2 separate regions of the Homo sapiens genome follow, and region 2 is linked to region 1. The links are chromatin loops, found by intact Hi-C in ENCODE. Cell type or tissue: chondrocyte. All regions are shown on one strand. Each heading gives the region's core, and the rest is flanking DNA. Links, peaks and the distances in the headings are about the cores only.

Region 1 (4,515 bases), core at 1,384-3,883:
TTAATGACCTAAACTGTAAAGATTATAGTTTTTATTTCCATTTAAGAGCTGAAAATATGCTTTTAAAAAAATCATCTCCAGCACTTTGGGAGGCTGAGGCAGGCGGATCACCTGAGATCAGGAGTTCAAGACCAGCCTGGCCAACATGGTGAAACCCCGTCTCTACTAAAAATACAATAATTAGCTGGCCATGGTGGCAGGCGCCTGTAATCCTAGCTACCTGGGAGGCTGAGACAGGAGAAACGCTTGAACTCAGGAGGCGGAGGTTACAGTGAGCCGAGATTGCACTCCAGCCTGGGCGACCACGAAACTTTGTCTCAAAAAAAAAAAAAAAAAAATTAGTTGAGAAAACAACAATTTTAGAATTATTTGACAAGGTAAGGAAGAGGTAGGTCAAAAAGAATCTATGTTCTCCAGGTTCATCTACATTGTTACAATTGACAGCATTTCCCTCTTTTCAGGGGCTGAATAGTATTTCGTTGTGTATATATACAACGTTTTTTTCATCCATTCATCTGTTGATGGACATTTAGATTGATTCCATATCTTGGCTATAATAAGCCAGAAACAGAAAGACATTACTGCATAGTCTCACTTATATTTGGAATCTAAAAACGTCATCAAATGCATAGAAACAGAGTAAAATTGGCTGGGCGCGGTGGCTTACGCCTGTAATTCCAGCACTTTGGGAGGCCGAGGTGGGCGGATGACGAGGGCAGGAGTTCAAGACCATCCTGGCTAACACGGTGAAACCCCGTCTCTACTAAAAAAAAATATAAAAAATTAGCCGGGCATGGTGGCGGGCGCCTGTAGTCCCACCTACTCGGGAGGCTGAGGCAGGAGAATGGCCTGAATCCGGGAAGCGGAGCTTGCAGTGAGCCGAGATTGCGCTACTGCACTCCAGCCTGGGCGACAGAGCGAGACTCCGTCTCAAAAACAACAACAAAAAAAGAAACAGAGTAAAATTATGGTTACCAGAGGCTTGGAGTTGGGGGATGTTGGTCAAAGACACAAAATTCATAGGAGGAATAAGTTCAATAGATCTATTTTACATCAAGGTTAAAAACAATATATTGTATACTTGAAAATTGTATACTTGAAAATTTTAAGTGTTTTCATCACAAAAAATGACAAGCAGGTGAGGTAATGCATACGTTAAATAGCCTTATTTAGCCATTCTGCAAGGTATACATATATAAAAACATCACATTATATACCATAAATGCATACAATTTTTATTTGTCAATTTTTAAGTCTTTAATTAGGGATATTAAAACAAAATTCTTCCCTTAGAGCTACACTTTCAGCTATATGGTAGATTAGTTTAACTATAAGTCCCTCTCACTACAAACCCCTACATTCTGAGTAAAATATACTTCTTAGTACATTGTTAAGGTTATAAAAAGAAAGGGAAATCTCTAAGCTCACCCCCAAAATATTTATGAGTAGAAACCAGAGCTGTGATCTCAGACCAATGAGCCGACAGAAAAGGCAGGGTTGACCTTAGCTAAGCACTTCAGTAAAAGCAAGGTAAGGAACTCAGCCTCAGACTCTCATTGAGCCTGGATTTTCACAGAAAGAAAAGTGGTCCCAGAAGAGCCATGTCCTCTGGCTATAAATAAAAGCAAATTCAAGTAATCTTGCAGAAAAGCATTTCCAATTTCAACTCTAGAGATTTCCATAGATTAAGAACAAATAACTGTGAGCTCAAAACAAAAAAAAATAATAATAAAAAGCACAAGGATATGAGGTAACTTTTCTCTCTTGGTTTTTCTTAATGGTTTTTGGATGTTAAGAAAGACTACTTAAATCAAAATCATTTTTTCCCTGTTTTTCTTCTGTCCATAGCTAGACTGAAGTTGCCAGCCGTCCCCCTAGTAGTTAGTTATGGCCTTGTGACTAAGTTCTAGCCCCTATAACGTGAGCAGAAGCAATTTATACAACCTCTGGGCCTTCCATATGCCCTCCTCCATGTTCTTTCTTCCTCTAGCAGACACTGATACCAATAACAAGATGACCTTAAAAGCCATTAAATATAGATAACAAAGGCTCCATTTCCACTTTCCTGACAAGTGATCATGTTGGGACAGAGCAGGGAGTCTTCACAATACCTACTCAGCAGATGGATGTGACCAATGGGTAAGGTTCATTCTTCCCTTGGGGAACCTTCATTGTGTTTATTCTTCCCATACTCCCTCATTATCAGACCGTAAGGATCTGTTCCTGTTCCTGTACCTGATGCAGAACAGTGATGGTTTCGAAGATATCTGAACATTTGGCTGGATGGGGTGGCTCTTCAGGACAGAGTGAATATGTTCTAAATGAAGCAAGAAAAGCATGCATAGATTCTGTTGGTTAGAGCTCTGGCAAAGACTGCTAGCTGTCCACTAAAATCTCTCACTTATCTTCTTGAGCATGCAGTAAATTGGCCCTTCCCAGCATCCCTGGCCATGTGGCCTTGTGACTAAGTTCCCACCCCATGGGATATGAACAGAGGTTAGGCATGCCACCTGCTGGCCTGACCTATAATAACTTCCTACATGCACTTGTCCTCTTTCTCTCTTCTGGTTAACCTGGATAGAGAAAAATCCCAGGGTGAATTTGAAAACTACTTGTTGAAAATGGTACATCTATCATTAAGCAGAGCTGCCACAGACTGGGAACCTCTACCGCCGATCTGGGGACTGTGACAAAAAAGAAATACTGTACATTTTTTTTTCCTTTCTTTTAGCTAACAAAATAGTTTTGTTGATTAAAGTTGTTTAGCTTTCTCTATTGCATACAAATTTCTTACCTAAGCTTATTATGTGTTATATTTTAGTGGAACTCAAGTTTCAAGATTGTTTGCTTGTATTCTAGCTTACAATTTAAATGCCTTACATTTGTATATTACTCTTACATTTCATAAATTCTATTTTATTTGATGTATACCATAACCCTCTGAGATAGGCATGAATTAACATCTATATTTTAATATGTGTTCATTATAATACATGTTTAAATAACTCAGAAATCTACATAAAAGCATATCACCAGTCAGAGAGATAGATATGCTATCATCAGATAGCATGCAAATGTTTGACCATACATTTTTAATAAAGTGAAGCCAAATGCATGTAATTAATTCTATGTGTACTTTTACTTAACAATACATTTTTTTCAATATTAATATTCTATTCCATCATTGGAATGCTTAGTATCCTAAAAATGTAATCACAAACATTTGTATACATACATCTTTATTAGCTTATCTACTTATTGTTTCTTTACGCTATCACAAAATTGTACGGTCAAATGGCATGTTTACAGCTGTGATGTACATTGCCAAATTGTTCTGTAAAAAGGCATGAGTCAAAAGTTCTAACAATGTTTGCTATATTTCCTTATTCCATTTCTAATACTAGAAATTATTAATCATTTTAATACTTGGCAATTGTTAGAAGATAATAATACTTCTTTTTTACTGTGAATGTTTACTATTAGTAATTCTGAATATTATTTCTTTTTCATAGGCAATTTATACTTACTTTTAAAATTAATTTCCTAATATTCCCAAATTTCTTTAGCTTTTTTATTTCTATAAATTCATTTGGTTTGATTAGTTTACTGTAGTTCTGTATATTTTAAGAATAATAAAATCTTTGCGTTTTGCATATCACAGATTTCATCTTTGACTTACATAAAAGAAAGTAAGGTTTAAAGAGGTTAATTGACATGTCTAACATATATGCTGCAAAATCATGACTCTATGCTAGGTGTTCTGACGCATGTTTTGTTTTTAATTAACCTTCGTCATCACCTTTCTTATAAAGAGGCAACTAGAAATAAGGTAAATAGATGAGAGAATGATTGCACTTTGAATATGTGTTCCTTTGAAAATATTCTTAGTGTATTTATTCAAGTAGAATTTATTCTACTCCATAGGAAACTAATCTTTCTTGCTTTTTCCTGAAGACCTGATATAATTCCTGGCACATAGTAGGTACTTTACAAATATTTGTGAATGGGTGAATGAATGTACTGTATCCTGTGGTGACAGAAAAATGAGTCACAATCTCTGAATTAAAATAACTCTCGATCTTGTGGAGGTGAGAAAACAGACAAAATAGCACAAAATAGAAATAGGCATAGGATGCATCTGATGTCTAAGTAAATATTAGAAACAAAGACTCCTTAATCCTCTTCCTCAAATATATTAGCTAGGAGCACATTATCTTATAATGTGACTTGTTTCTTCTTTTTTTAGTGAGAAGTCATGAGGGAATGGAAACCATACTGGTATTGGGGCTTTGGATTCAGATATACTTGGGCTTATGATCAGCTTTACCACATTACCATGTTCTATCTAAATAATCCTGGATGGAGTAGTCTCTGTGAATCTAAATTTCTTTACCTGTAAATGTCATTAAAATGTCTAAATCCTCAACAACTGGGGGGGTGTCTAACTGACAATATATATAAAGTGCTTAGCTCTTACAAGGTACTCTAGAGGCATTGGCTCTTTTCAATGTTCCT
Region 2 (4,515 bases), core at 939-3,438, 540 kb before region 1:
GTCAACAATTTAATGTACTTATGCTTGGTTAGATATCTGTTTCCATTTTTTCCTGTTATATTCTGAGCCCTTGGAGGGCAAAGACCAGGTCTTATTCACATGTATGTGATATATACCACCTGTACCAGGTAAATGTATAATAAACATTTCATTAAATTGGATCACCAAAATGTGTTGCCTCACTGATTTGGGGCCACAGTTTTTCAACGTTCCATTTGTGTGTTTGCAAGAATACAAAGATAAGTTCAACTACATTTTTTGGGAAAAAAATGTCAAAGAGGAAAAATACTTTTCTTTACAAAATGTCTGCAACACAGAAATAGTCTTCAAATTAAAAATCTGAAACAGCTACCAGTCTAGTCAGCCATGTTAGCTGAAAGAAAAAAAAAAACAGAACTGGCCTCATGGCCCCCTTGTCTGGATAAACTTCATCTCTACTCCTATGAAGATGGTTTGCTCACCTATCTAAATCCACACGCTAAATCCGCTTTGTGAGGGCAAGTCCACACTCCTTTACTCCCTCTCCAGACGGACAGATGCAGGGAGTCAGGGGACTAGGCGGCTTCCTGGTCCTTCTGACTTCTCCAAAATAAAACATAATGAATTTTTAGGGGAAAAAAATCCTAAATGAACCCAAACCTTTCATTGTCTTATGAACACTTGAAGAGAAAGTCTTTGTTCATTTTAACTTTAAAAAATGCTAAAAGAATGAAGGAATATCTAGATTTCCAATAACTAGGACATTAATTCCTCAGTTTTTCTTAAATGGGGGCAAACCATGGCAAATGTTAGTACAACTCTTCTCTAAACATCTGAGACTGAAACATTTTTATTAATAAAAAGTAGGAGGGAAGGACTAGAGGAAAATATGGTAGTGGCTTTTTAATTATAAAATATTGATCACTTCTTTTGAGAGTTTACATATCTACTACGCTTATTTCTGAATTCCACAAAAGAAGTTATCGGTCAGTAACTTACAGAGTAAGTCTCTGGCTTGACTTACTCACCACTGGTCCAATATTGGGTTAATGTTCCTCGAGCCAATTCCTCCTCTACCTGACCCTAAACATAGTTAATACTTCTGAATTACAAATAAGAAAAAATAGCATTGCCAGACAAAAATAAAATGTAAATAATGTCAATCTCTCTAGAATGGGAATCATTCAAGATATTTTGATAAAGAAAGGTGTAGTCTGATACTCAAAAGAGCTTATCTCTTTCTTAACAGTCAAATTCAAATATTCATTTGAAGACCAATAATTTTAAAAGAAATTAGCAATCACTAATATATATGAAATACTTTTAGATGCCCCCTTTATATCAAAAAGAACACTATTCTATGTCTAAATCAGAATAATATTTAAGAGGAAAATATTTTTAGCTTCTTCAAAAATGAAAACCTGTAAATTAAGCAAACTCCATAAAGAGTAGATCCAAAGTCTCTGGTATTAGAAGCTGTATACTATACAATTTTTTTTTCTTTTTTTGAGATGGAGTCTCACTCTGTCACCCAGGCTGGAGTGCAGTGGCACAGTCTCAGCTCACTGCACCCTCTACCTCCTGGGTTCAAGAGATTCTCCTGCCTCAGCCATCGAAGTAGCTGGGATTATAGGTGCCCACCAGCACACCCAGCTAATTTTTGTATTTTTAGTAGAGATGGAATTTTACTATGTTGGCCAGGCTGGTCTCAAACTCCTGATCTCAAGTAATCCACCCACCTCGGCCTCCCAAAGTGCTGGGATTATAAGAGTTAGCCACCGCGTCCAGCCCATACAAAATTTTTTGACAATATTTAATTTTTATGGCCTAAGAGAAGCATACTTACACAAAATATGTATCTGACCATAAGAAATAACAAAACTAAAACACGAAAAATAAAATAAAAAATAAAAAGGCCCGGAGTGGTGGCTTATGCCTGTAATCCCAGCACTTTGGGAGGCTGAGGCGGGCAGATCACCTGAGGTCAGGAGTTCAAGAGCAGCCTGGCCAACGTGGTGAAACACCATCTCTACAAAAATAGAAAAATTAGCCAGGCATGATGGCACCTATAATCCCAGCTACTCGGGAGGTGGAGGCAGGAGAATTGCTTGAACCCAGGAGGTGGAGGATGCAGTGAGCCGAGATTGCACCATTGCACTCCAGCCTGGTGACAAGAGTGAAACTTCATCTCAAAAAAAAAAAAAAAAGATATTTTGTAGGGACAAAATGCTACGGGCAAAAGAGAAAAAAATGTGTCCTTCTTCCGAAAGTTCAGTGCTTCTCAAACTTTAATGTGCATCAGAATCACACAGAGGGCTGGATAAGACACAGATTGTTGGGTCTCACCCCAGGTACTGTGATTCAGTAGGCTGGAGTGGGGCCTAAGAATGCATATTTTAACAAGTTTCAAATGGTGATGATGATGATACTATCAGTCTGGGGATCACACTTTGAAAACCACTGTTTTAACTTATACCCTTACTCAACCATTGTGGAAGTCTCGGGATACTTTGTCTAATCTTTCCCAATGAATATCCTGTGTGCCACTTAGTATTTCTACTTAAAAACAATATCACTTCTTAAAGTATCACTTCAGAAATCATCACCATCTCTAAGTTGCATTCCACTTTTTAGAGCATTGCAATCTTACAGATATTTAACACATGAAAATATGTGTATATATGTATAATATACTTACTACTCTAATGTATAGATTCAACAGTAAAAGATTATGATGGGTAAGGTATTTGAAGACTCACTGGTAACTAGGACTTTTGATTTCATGCTATAAACAACAAAATGTGTATACAAGTGGGCAACCTCCCTCCTCAGGACTTACCAGTGACTGGCGCATCAATATCCAGCAAATTTTTTTCCTGTCGAAGAATTGATGCACCCTCTGTTATTATTCTCAATGCAACACTCTCTTCCAGCCTTCCCTCCTTCATAAGATGCGCCTTTAAGATATCCACACGAGGTTTTCCATCATTATCAAACACTTCTTTTGCTGTAAGCCGGTGACTTGGAGGAAATGGAACAGCTGAAAGAAGAAAGGTCTAATTATTACATTAGCCAAAACTCAACAACAAACAATGCAATAATAACCACCAAATATCCATCCTCATCACAAACCAACTAATATAATATTTTTAGAGTGGCTGAATTAAAATATGATCAAGGGCTATCTATCAAAAATTAAGAACTGCATCCTTCCTTTGATTCTAGATATAATGTGATTGCTTAAACAAAATTGATAGTTCTTGTTCATCCAGTACTATCTCTTGCATCTATAATATCCTGATTAAGTTAAAAAGAAAAGGAATGAAAAGCAGTTTTCAGTTCAACAATAATCAACTCTGTGAAAGAAAATAGTTCCTATACATCCAACCATAACCAACTTGTGCAAAGATGGGTCTCCACTAGAAAACAGGCTCCTCTACTGGGATTAGAGGAGTGGGAAAAGGTCTACCCAACCAGATTTGCTGCTCTAACTAAAGTCACATCTGAGATAACTAATCTACTCACTGTATAAGAAAACAGCAGGAATCTGAAAGCAAAAAGGCAAAAGTGCACTGACTACTGATAAGGAAATCAGGATTTGCAGGTGAGTGTGTATGCTCTCACTGAAGGGACCTCCTTAAAAGTGAAAGATCAGGATGTCAGGGACGAGATACAGGTATTTTTAAAAATGACACAGTGACAAAGTCCAATTATTGCTCAGGCTTGGAAGCAATCATTCTCTCTTCCACTCACCCGCATCTTCTTAACAGCAAGAAGCTCTCTTGTAGCTAATGCCTTCCTCTACATTTGTGAGTACATTCATTCACTCATTCCGCCAGAGGACATTCACTAAACTCCTCTAGCTTGCCCTGCATCCAAAGGTCTATGGTCAGAGATGGTACCACAAAGGTTAAATTTGCAATAAATGGCCAATAAGCTATTTAAAAACTCATTATTTCTCTGTTTCACATGATGGTTCATTCACTGGACAACTAGAAGTATCTGGCAAGCAGCATAAACATCATCCCATGTATCTTTCATGTGCCGTGTGCATTATGAAACAGACATACAGCATCTCCACTGGATGACTCCTCTCTCAGGAGAAGCACTTGATGTTAACGGAATAAACTTGGCCCTCTCCCTTCCTAAAAGTGTCTCTCAAAGAAGCAAGACTTACAGGAGACCTATGCCAAAAAATTGTGTTAATCTAATGGCATAGATTTGTAATCCCGAGTTAAATTATAACTAACAGAAAAGAAAAACTGGGAAATGAACCTGTACAGATGGATGCAAGCATGATTTTCTGGACAATCCAGCCACATCTATTTCACTATGCTGTCATATTGAAGCAGTCTTGGCAGATTTGGTGGCTGAGCAGGAGGCTTTTGTGGTCAGACAAACCTGGGTGCGAACCTTGCACTCTGCACACTCACCAGCTTATGACCTTGAGCAGGTTAAATAACCTTCTTCGGCTCCAGTTACCTCACCTGTGAAGTGAGGATTACATCTATCTGAGGATTGTTATACTAACTAGAG

What was found. A loop is a pair of places that touch in the nucleus more often than their neighbours do. Peaks named below come from ENCODE experiments on the same cell type or tissue, not always from the same donor. Only the 100,000 strongest peaks of a DNase experiment are listed, where the experiment ranks them.
Region 2: a loop joins it to region 1, with 2.3 times the contacts of the local background. A loop is called at or near these places in 10 of 110 quality-filtered maps.

Annotation. Positions count from the first base shown.
Region 1 is chr4:101,728,204-101,732,718 of GRCh38, forward strand. The region is part of intron 2 of LOC107986297 (a long non-coding RNA gene); the gene reads left to right. Among named protein-coding and RNA genes, the nearest start is that of BANK1, 60 kb to the right of the region's middle. RefSeq lists a silencer at 2,409-2,703. In chondrocyte, for the core only: CTCF peaks have their summits at 2,516 (motif pointing left) and 2,718; no DNase peak of the experiment used is centred there.
Region 2 is chr4:101,193,098-101,197,612 of GRCh38, forward strand. It overlaps PPP3CA (protein phosphatase 3 catalytic subunit alpha), which reads right to left. Exons shown (of 14, transcript NM_000944.5): 2 at 2,819-3,019. Among named protein-coding and RNA genes, the nearest start is that of MIR8066, 46 kb to the right of the region's middle. In chondrocyte, for the core only: no CTCF peak of the experiment used is centred there; no DNase peak of the experiment used is centred there.